2 separate regions of the Homo sapiens genome follow, and region 1 is linked to region 2. A link is a loop called in an ENCODE intact Hi-C map of the cell type or tissue named here. Cell type or tissue: mammary epithelial cell. All regions are shown on one strand. Each heading gives the region's core, and the rest is flanking DNA. Links, peaks and the distances in the headings are about the cores only. Region 1 has its middle 47 kb from the start of TPRG1-AS1. Region 2 overlaps LPP (LIM domain containing preferred translocation partner in lipoma).

Region 1 (5,382 bases), core at 206-5,205, 46 kb before region 2:
AATATAAAACTATATATACTACAACTCCATTTTAAGATATATGTGTGTAGGCTGGGTGTGGTGGCTCACATCTGTAATCCCAGCACTTTGGGAGGCAGAGGCAGGAGGATTACAAGATCAGGAGTTCGAGACCAGCCTGGCCAACATGGTGAAACCCCGTCTCTACTAAAAATACAAAAAATTACCTGGGCGTGGTGGAGGGCGCCTGTAATCCCAGCTACTTGGGAGGCTGAGGCAGGAGAATCGCCTGAACCCGGGAGGTGCAGGTTGCCATGAGACAAGATCCCACCACTGCACTCCAGCCTGGGCGATAAGAGCAAAACTCTGTCTCAAAAAAAAAAAAAAAAAAAAAAAAAGATATATGTGTGTATACAAATATAAACACATACATATATGCATACATATATGCAGGAAAAAAGGCCAGGAAAATGGCGTCACTGGTTATCTCTAAAATGATTTTCAGTGAGAGTGATCTTGCTCCTAGGTGGCATGTGGCAATTTTTGGTGACATTTTTGGTTGTTAACAAATGTGGGGAGGCTGTGCTAATGACATCTAGTGGGTAGGGGCCAGGGATACCACTCAATGTCCTCAATGCAAGGATAGTCCTCACAATGAAGCATTATCCAGCCCAAAATATCCCTAGTGTCAAGGTTGAAAAACCCCACTTTAGACAACAGGTTTATGAAAGACTTTCTTTTTGCTTGTTTGTATTTTCTATTTTTTCTTCAATGAACATGTAGATCTTGCATAATTTTTTATTAATTTATTTTTGATTGACAATAATTGTGTATATTTATGGGGTACAATGTGATGTTTTGGTCTATAGATACAATGTAAAAAGAATCAATCAGGTTATTAAAGGCACATCAAGTGAGCACTTCTGAGAATGTTCTGGAGCCAATGCCAATATTTTTGCTATGCGATAACTAATGTAAAAAAGTATTTAGCACAGTGCCTCAGGTTTCCTTGCCACTACGGTCCCTTTCTCTAAACCTACTCCCTTACATTGGGTCCAAGGGACCTGCGACCCTACACCCCAGAAGTAGCAGATGATTTTCTCACTGGATGGCCCAAGCCTTCAGGCAGTGTCGTCTCATGGTATACCCAGCGAATTTGCTGTTAACTAAAATTTACTTTGTCACATATATGGCCCTTGGAGGCATCTTGCCAGAACCCAAAAGGTAGAGCAGGGGACTGACTAATTGAGACAGGGTTGTCTGTGCTCATCCAGAGTTCCAGTCTACTGCTACTCCATTTATGGAGCCATGTCTGGGGGGTTCTATTCATTGGCTCAAAAAACCTGTGCAAGGGAATGTTTCTTGTGGTAATCAAAGTGTGTTTACTTGGAAGTTTCATCACTTGAAGAAGTGGTTTATTGCTCGCACAGACTCCTCTGCTGTGAACATTAGATCTAATTAGTAGCTGAAATAGTGATGATTTAGCAAAGCTTCTGCATTTGATGGCTGTGGTTTCTGGGCCACCAATTGCAGTTAAAAAGAAGGCAATCATCTCTGCCATGGAATGAATCCTTTTTCTTAAAATTCCCAGGGAGCTGAAAGGCCCTGTGGGGGCTGGCTTTTTCTTTGACCCTAAAACTGGTGGAAACTCAGAGTTATGGAAATGACTCACACCCCGGGAAAAGCGTATCCCACAGTTGAAAGGGGCTTTAATTGATTTTCAGAGGGGTACTGCACCTCCTTGTGAATGCTCTAGCTTCTAACAATAATGGGAGGAAAATCTTTTTGAGAGGGATAGCAGGCTTTCTCTGAAGGTGGCACGGGACAGCTGATCTGTGCTGCCACCAGATTGATTGGGAGAGGCAGAAAGCTGAGGGTGATGACTGTTCAACATATAGCCTAAAGTGGTAGCTAATAGAGACTGAACCTAGGAGTTGGATGGGGCAGGGGCTTATTGGTTTTAGAAGGAGTGGAGAACATACTGGAACTTCATTCAGTCTGAAATGCTTGGATCAGACAATTTTGGTTATCTATCATCTGCCATACATGTGAGAGAAGGGACTTATCTGACCTTCCAGACGCACGTTTAAACAGTATCCTTTGTTTCCACTCTCTGAAGACATTCCCAGAGCTTAGGCTCTGCTTACTTCTTCATTTCCTCTGTGAGAAAAGTCACTACCAATCGTGTCTCCAGTGATCTAGTCTGCATGGAACACGGCTCTGAATCACTTTCCTTTCCTCAAACACCACTTGCTTCCCAAAAGGCAGAGCTAAAAAGAAGAGTCTGCAGGGAGGCAGAAGAGAGTGCTAATAGTCCAAAGGTGTGAGAGCTTGTTTTTGAAGGAACAGAACTCCTGAAGAAAGAGAGAATTTACCAGTCTGAACTGCTTGGCAGGGAATGTCGTGGCGACACTGCAGGTCTCAGGATGGCCGGAAAAATGTTGGCTCCTCAATGAGCAACTTTGGCAAGGTCCCTTCCAACTTGGATTTCAGTATTCTTTATTGCTTTTGTGAACAAAACATAACAACAAAAACAACAAAAATCCAAGCCAAAAGCCATTGCTAAACTTAGGGGTATTCTTGGGAATTTTGGGATTCTCACCCCTTCTATTTTTCTCCATCATAAGTGGTTATGATGTGCAGGAAGTCATTCTGTCCAGACAGCAAACTATAACAACAGCCTGGAACATTTCCATTGTACTGAGTCAAAAAAAAAAAAAAAATGAAAAGTGCCAGAGGAAGTAATATTAGTCAGTATTTAGTCACACTTAAAAACAATGGGATAGCTTAGGTTGGCTTGACATCACACATTTTCATCTGGTTATGGCCAAGATGAAGCCCTTTCAGCTGGCAAATTTTGTCTGGTGTTTGAAAAGATTTGAGTCCCCTCACTTCTCCCCACCCCATTACAATAAATAACAGAAAATAGTTCTTCACAGCCCTGGAGGAAAAAGATCTTGCGTACAAACTAACAAAGATTTGGGAAGGGTAGAAATGGAATGGAAAACATCTCAGAGGCAACGAAGGGCAAGTCCACACTGGTCTGTCTTCATCTCCTCCTGGAGAAGGGTAATTGCCTTGCTCCTGCTCTGCAACCACACCTCTGGGTCTCCATTTTTTACAGGGACAGCTCTAGAAAGAGGCCTCTTAACCCTTACAATCCCACACACAGACACTCATTCCCTCATTCATTCAAGTCTCCACTTGATATGCATTTATTCAAGGTCTGTTCTATACCTGGCACCATGCATATGGGAATAAGTAAAACCCAATTTGCGACCTTTAGGGCTTTAGTCTAGATGGAATTTTGACCAGAGGAAAAGGAAATTTTAGTTTCACATGACTATCCTAGTGTATGTGTGTTTCAAGTTGCATAGGCACACTTACGAGAGGCAAACACCTTCCTGGAGGCCAAAGAAAGGAGATTTCCTGGAGGCGGTAACCTGAGGGCTGGGTCTTGGAGTGCGGAATTGTTAAAGATAAACAAAGGCAGACGTGTTAAAGTGGTGAAAATAAATCTTGCACAGTAAGCGCTGACAGTAGGGAAAAAAAGCTCAGCTCTGTTCCCAATTGTGTGGAGGTAACTGGGTGTTTTAGAAGGAGAATGAAGGAGTAGGGACAGGGAGTGAGCTCAAGCAGTCAGGAAAGTGAACAGTTACAAAAAGTGGGTTGGAGGGCAGGTCAGTGTAAATGTGATGAAGCCAGCCGTGTCTGCTTTTTAGGAGTCTATTCTCCCATGGAGATTTAGAGACCAAGGCCCTATCCTTCCTGATGATTACCTTTCAAAGGAATGGCTTTGCTTTCAGGTCCTTGAGAAAGACACTCCTGGGTTGTAGGAGACACATACACATACATCTCAAAGTAACAGAGGAAAGATTTACAATTGCAAGCTCCTTAAAGTAAATTCTCTAAGAAAGAGGGAGACGGCGACCTCTCCTCAAGTCTCAGCTAGAAGATACAGTAAATTCTTTTTACAACTACTAAGTTTTTCAGACAGCAACTAAAAGATGGGCTAGGTCTTCCCAGAGATGCAGCCTTGGGTTGCCAGAAGCTATGCTAGGGTTGGTCAAGTCTTTTCCAGCAGGGGTTCAGGATGGAGGCATTATGTGCCGAGAGTTCTTTTATAATTCTCAGAAAGGAAGGGGAAGGAGCAGTCTACCCAGAGATGTGAGATCTGTTGGAGAAGGGTATGTACTTTAATGGCAGGTGTGTTGGGGAGAAGTGGGAATAGATAAGATAACCTGAAGACTTCAAAGTTTTGCTGAGGAATTTTGATCATGTCTTAGGGGTGAAGGAGAGACAGTAAATAGGATCAGGGGATCAGGGGGACAGTGGGGTCCAATTTGTGGCTTGGAAATGCCAGGCTGCCTGCAGTGGTGGATGGCTTAGAGATGGTGATGAGGGGGTAAGGACAGAACTGAGACTGGGATATAAGTGAGGACTCTGGAAGGGTTTCCTAGAGAAACAGAAGCCTGGACTAGGGTGTTATGGACCAAGCCCAAGTGAGGGAGAGAGCCATATTAAGGGGAAGGAAAGAATAGGGCGTGGGAATGAGAAAGAGGGATCTAGGATAAAATTGAGATTTGGGCGCTGGGTGACCCAACAGACATGCAGACTTTGTTGACATGACTACCTTGTCTTTGCTTTTTTTCTTCCTTTTCTTCCTCCTGTTTACTGTGCTCATCCCCTTTATTAGAGAATTAGGAGTGAAGGAGGCTGTCCGATCTGAATTTAGGAATCTTGCTTGTGGCACTTCATGCAGAATTCTCTACCACTATTAGTTTTACATCATCCTAGGGAAATCATGAGAATGTACTGACTTCCTAAGCAGACTTTGCAAGGCAGAAAGAGGTGAATGCTTTGCTTTGGACATGAATCTGGAGTGAACTTGAAGAAGAATCAATTTAATTCCATTGGATAATAACTTATTTGGGATAAGTATATCTAGCTTATCCAGGATATGCTAGAAACTTTGGGAGCATTTAGGTTAATAAGATAATTTTCTGGCCAGAGGAATCATGACAATTGCATAGGTATGCAGACATGTATGCAACTAAGGAATGATAGTTTGCATAGTAATGGGAACCCAAATGAGGGAATACTTATTTACAATAAAAAAGCAGTAAAGATTTCATGAAAGAAAGTTTTTATGAAAGATGCCGGAGGCAGAGAAGTGTGTAAAGAGGCAGGGGCAGTGTCCTGAAATTATGTGGCCCACACAGAGCTCTGCTCTCTAGTCCTTGTTTTCCATTTATCCATTTATCCTCATCTACATTTATCAAAGGAGCTGCTTCTAGGATTTTGTATTAAAAATGTTGAGAAGTATTTGGGCTTCTCTGTAGCCCTCTCTTGAGGCAGGCTTGTCCCCAGATAAACTGGTCATTAAGAATATATTGAGCACCTGGCCGGTAATCACACCGGTAA
Region 2 (5,382 bases), core at 280-5,279:
TCCTGACTATATAATAAATGTTAGTTTTATAAATTCCCTATACAAATTTCAAGGGGCTAAGACATTTATTCAATTAACTTGTCATCCTTTGATCATTTAATGTAACTACCACACTGAAGCACCGTATTTCTATTTTTTCCCTTCACCATTAATTCTCCTATATTTTATATCTGTCCTTTCAACAAATGGATTATCTAAGGAATTGTGTATATGATACTCTGGGATAATTGGATAATGTCATAATATAAAATGGGCTTCTAGATTTCTAAGTGAGTTTCCCCCTGCTTTCCTGGGAATTTTGTGAAAAAGCTCTTCTTCTGTGTAAACCTTATTATACCCCAAATCCATACATTTCTTAATTCTTCATAAAAGTAATTTATATTCCTTTATACACCAAAAATAATAACTGATACTTTGATTTGGTACAATCCTTAAAGTTTACTAAATGTACACAAACAGGAGCCCGTCTAATCTCCAGAGCAATCTGGTATAGGAGGTAGAATGGTAGAATTCTTTTCCGCATTACATGACACACAGCTATAAATGCAGCCAGGATTTGAACCTGTGTTTTCTAAAGTACAAAGAGAAAGGCTCATTCTTCTACTTCACACTGTCCTCCAATTAACAAGTTTCTCAGATATCTTTCTCCGTTATTCTGTATAAAGGCAATTATTCAGAATGCAGTTAATAATCTTTAGCATGCAGATTTCCCATAGCCTCTCATAAATACATAGTTTGGTTGAGCTTGAAAAATTCCCCGAATCATCTTGTCCAACTGTCTCACCTCACATACTAGGACACTGCATTTTGTGAAGCTGATTTGCCTATTGTGGTATATTTGCCCAATGTGATATACTATTTTGTGAAAAAGTCCAGGACGCAGATGGCATGGTTTCTATGCAGTGCTCTTCTCCCAACCCCACACTAGGTCCCTTTTTGAATACCAACACATCTCCCTGGTGTTCTGTCCCACTTAACAATAAGAATATGATAAAATTAACATAATTACTTACATAGCCAATGAAAAATTGTTAAGCTGAGTATGTGACACTACTTGGGTTTTGTCGCTGTCAAAACAAGATTGTTGCACACTGATAAATATGGGGGCCTTCTGGCTAAGAGCTCAGAGCAGATAATCCTATCCAAAGCCTCACATTAGGAAGCCTTAGGTCCAGCTTTCATAATTCCTACTATCAGCAACCTATAAATAGAGGCTATTAACCAACATTTAGACCAGTTTCATTGAGGCAGTGAATTTCCAGAGTAGCTGGAATTCACAGCACCTTGAACAAAATTCCATAAGCTACATGGGTGTCAATTTTCTCATCTATAGAATGGGATACTAAGTATTCTGCCTTAACAATCTCTTAACAATGAGAATTAAATATTATAAGAAATGGGAGAAGCACTGTTTAAGAATGTAAATAGATATAAAGATATTGTTATAAAGCTCTTTTCGCTGGAGAGAATTACTGTTACACAGAAGGATCGACCCTACATCTTGGTTCAACAGCCTCTGACTAATCAACTGAGCCAACTTCTATCATTCTTATTACTGGAGAGAAGTAGACAAGTATAAAATATATACACAAGTACCCATACTCCCTTGAATATTGAATATTGAGTTTGGAAAAATACAGATTATTTTGTTTTTGTTGTTTTGTCTTCAGCAGGTAATTTTTCTTGCCATGTATCTTATTTAGTTTACATACCTGGAATGCCTATCAAGTGATGGAGTAGTTACATACCATGCATTTAGAGTGTGTACAGAGAAGTCTATGAGCCAATAAGAAGTCTCATACAGTTCTCTGTCTAGTTTGCGGCAGTTATACTTGGCAAGGTCCATTTTCTTGACTTAACCGTAATCAAGGTCCAACAAAGCCCCTGGTACCCACGCCTGTGAAGCCCCATCTTAACAACCCTCAATTTTGTTACCTTTATTAAGAGTAGACATGAGGCCTTGATAGAGAAAAAGACTTATCTTTGGGTCACAGTGCTAACCAACCCCAGCACTAAACTAGAATTGCTGACATAGATGGTTACAGAGACTCTGTATGGCTCAGTGGCAAGGAGAAATAAAGCAGAAGTCAAGGGCTGTATTCCAGTCTTGCCAACGTCAGCCACCAGCAGTGAGTTTTGTACAAAGCATTTCCTCCCTGGGCCTAAATTCCGTCAGCTATAAAATAAGGGAATTAAGTTAATAGGGCTTTTGGTCCCTTGAAATGGAGTGATTTGAGGGCTGAACAAAAGCTTCAATAGGGCATGGTTCTTTGTCTTGTTCAAAGCATCACCCTCAGTTTCCAGAACAATGCCTGGGGCACAGAGAAGGAGCTCAGTAAATATTTTAGTAAGTAAATGAATGAACAATCATTTGGGAGTACTCCAAAGATTCATCCAACAGCATCTACTCCCATAGACATCCCCCAAATTTCATTACTATCCTCAGATGGCCTGCATCACCACACTATTTCAGCAGCCCCCTCTCCAGAGCCAGACTCTGTCTCTTTATCCTGTTGCTTTCTTCATAGTGCTTATCACTATGATATCACTTCATGAATTTAGTTGCTACTATGCTTCTGCCATGCTTATTGTTCATCTTACACTAGTTTGTTCAAGACACTACTGCATTTGCAGCCTCTGCGGCAGCGCTTAAGACATAACAGGCAATCAGTAAGTATTGGTTGAATACAAAATTAAATGACATTAAATAACCTAAAATCTAAGGCCTCTTACAACTTTTCTGTTCTTTATTCTACCTCAGCAAGAATATATCTTTTAAAGAAAAAATAGTGCTACATATTTCTCCAGGAATATAAATGATCTGAAGTTAATCACACAACATAGAAATTAGGAGAATGCTCTTTTTACTTACAGTATTTGTCTACCATGGGTAACTAACTCATCCAGGAGAATGTCTAAAACCCATGCTTAAGTGATGATGTTTTCAGCTATGTGTATACAGAGTAATGACTGCCTGCCTGCACATTTCAGATCAGAATTAAACCAGTTTGAGTCATCCATTAGAATCAAGATCTGCAAGCAGAGACTAGAAATGTTCCCAATACCATTCCACTCACATGTTGGTTCCCTTCAGAGCTGCCTGAAACTCAACCCTGCCAAGATGTTTATTATCTACCTGGCTTTATGAATTACAATTACTTCCTAAATTACAGTAAGCTATAAGTGGTCTGAGCCAAACAACTAGGGTCATGGAAGGGCTCTCTTTGTACTCCTGGGGATGATAGAAAAGCTTCTTTGAACCAAACTTGATCCTCTTTCAAAAGAAAGGGATAACTTTAAGCCTATAACTCCTGGGAGTGGCAAAGAGAACAGCCAGAGGGCCATGAGCTAACTTCAATTCTCTAGAGATCAGTTGAACAGATTTGGCAATCATTTGGCTTCTGTTGAGAACAAGGCCTTCTAATTGTATTTCTGCCAATGGAAGACAAAAGACAGCACATGACTTAGGAAGGCCATAAAGACATGCCAACATCATGGCTGTGACTGTGCGGTTCCCTTCCGAAGAGGGCACTGCTGATGTGTATGTCAAATGTCGGCTCTAGGACCCATTCATGAGAATTAAACCTCATGAGGAGCTCAAAAGGAAGCTGGTGAAGTAATTTGCTTCCCTTAAACAGTATCTTGGCTGTAATATTTTCTGACACTAGAAATAAAATAATTCCATGTTTTGATTCCTCCCCCACCCTGCCAAAAGTGATTTAGATTAACTAGGTATGAAACGCACAGCCAGGGAGTATAGGGTTTTCCATTCTATAACTGCTTAAAGACAAAGAGGCAGGAAATACAGATGTTTTCTCCTTGCTGTTGCAAAAGGGTGGTGGACTAACTCTTTCAGTGTCTCTGGAATGCAAATTTTCTTTCACAGTTTAGCAGTCTTTTTTGGATTTCAGCACAGTGAACTAACACTTTCCTGGATTCCAAGACCTCCAGAGAACCAGATGGATGACAGAAATTGGGAAAAAGAACCCACACTGCTTGAAAAAGGTATGAATTTCTCACTCTGCATTTAGCCAAAAAGCACTGAAAATTAGAAGAGTGAAATCACTTTTGGTTTGTTCAAATGCATGCCATTCTAGAGTTGTTTGTGGTGAGTAAAAGAAAAGGAAAAAAAAAAAAGAAAAAAATCTAAAGTGCTTCAATGGTTTGGAGTCTGTGTTCAGTTTAAGCTAGGAAGCAACTTTAACAGAGATGATATGTTTACTATCAAAGGAAAGAAAGATTGTAGATGGAAGAGATTACCAAAGACGATCAGTTTATATGCCTGTGCTCTAAAGACAGTGACTGCTCCCCAAAGCCAAACGTTTTAACTTGATGTTCAAGGCCCTTCAGGATGCTGTCCTACCTCCCCTGTCTAGGCCCCTAGCCTGTCACCTCTCCTACAACTCAGTCTTTGTTCCTGTCAACCCAAGCTTTTAAACACTTTGTGCTCATTGTTCTTTCATGCCTTTCCACCTGCTGTTGCCCCTGCCTTGAACGTATTTCCTTAACAAGTTACATACATCAAATTATATGGCCCATGATATGTGAATGTTACCTCTTCTGTTAATCACTCTCCTCTTCTGTTCTTTCACAGCACCATAGCAGAGAACCCAAGTATAGTGTTATCTGTTCATATGCTATGGCAAGTTGTAATTTTCAAAGATGACTACACCAAAACACATCCCATCTCACAATGTGATACTAACAGTCCACCACTAAGAGGTGAGGTCTTGGGAGAACCTATGCAACTGCCTGGCCAAGAGAATGTCATAGCAGTGATGCTGCCTGACTTCTAATGCTAACCTTTTTTTTTTTTGAGACAGAGTCTCCCTCTTTTTGCCCAGTCTGTAGTGCACTGGCACAATCTCGGCTCACTGCAACCTCCACTTCCCGGGTTCAAGCGATTCTCCTGCCTCAGCCTCCTGAGTAGCCGGGATTACAGGTGCCCGACACTGTGCTCACCAATTTTTTTTTTCTGTATTTTTAGTAGAGATGGGGTTTCACCATGTTTGGCCAGGCTGGTATCGAACTGCTGACCTCAGGTGATCCACCTGCCTTGGCCTCCCAAAGTGCTGGGGTTACAGGAGTGAGCCACCACACCCAGCCCTCCTAATGCTAATCTTAAAATGTGATATAGTTTTCTCTTGAAATACATACCTTTGAAGTCCTCAGTTGCTATCTTAGTTTGCTTTGTGTTGCTATAATACAATACCACTGACTGTGTCACTTTTGAACAACATAAATTTACTTGGTTTATGATAATGGAGGGTGGGAAGTCCAAGATCATGGTGCCAGCATCTGGTGAGGGCCTTCATACTGTGTCATTCCAGGGCAGAAGGCAGAAGGTCAAGAGAGGATGACAGCAAGAGAGCAAGAGGGAGT

What was found. Hi-C counts contacts between places; a loop is a spot of excess contacts. Peaks named below come from ENCODE experiments on the same cell type or tissue, not always from the same donor. Only the 100,000 strongest peaks of a DNase experiment are listed, where the experiment ranks them.
Region 1: a loop joins it to region 2, with 2.4 times the contacts of the local background. A loop is called at or near these places in 4 of 110 quality-filtered maps.

What each region holds. Positions count from the first base shown.
Region 1 is chr3:188,898,129-188,903,510 of GRCh38, reverse strand. No RefSeq gene overlaps it. Among named protein-coding and RNA genes, the nearest start is that of TPRG1-AS1, 47 kb to the left of the region's middle. RefSeq lists an enhancer at 2,041-3,240. In mammary epithelial cell, for the core only: no CTCF peak of the experiment used is centred there; DNase peaks (open chromatin) are centred at 2,840 and 2,980; H3K27ac peaks cover 2,452 bases.
Region 2 is chr3:188,852,585-188,857,966 of GRCh38, reverse strand. All of the region lies in intron 9 of LPP (LIM domain containing preferred translocation partner in lipoma), which reads right to left. Among named protein-coding and RNA genes, the nearest start is that of TPRG1-AS1, 92 kb to the left of the region's middle. In mammary epithelial cell, for the core only: no CTCF peak of the experiment used is centred there; DNase peaks (open chromatin) are centred at 3,026 and 3,376; H3K27ac peaks cover 2,408 bases.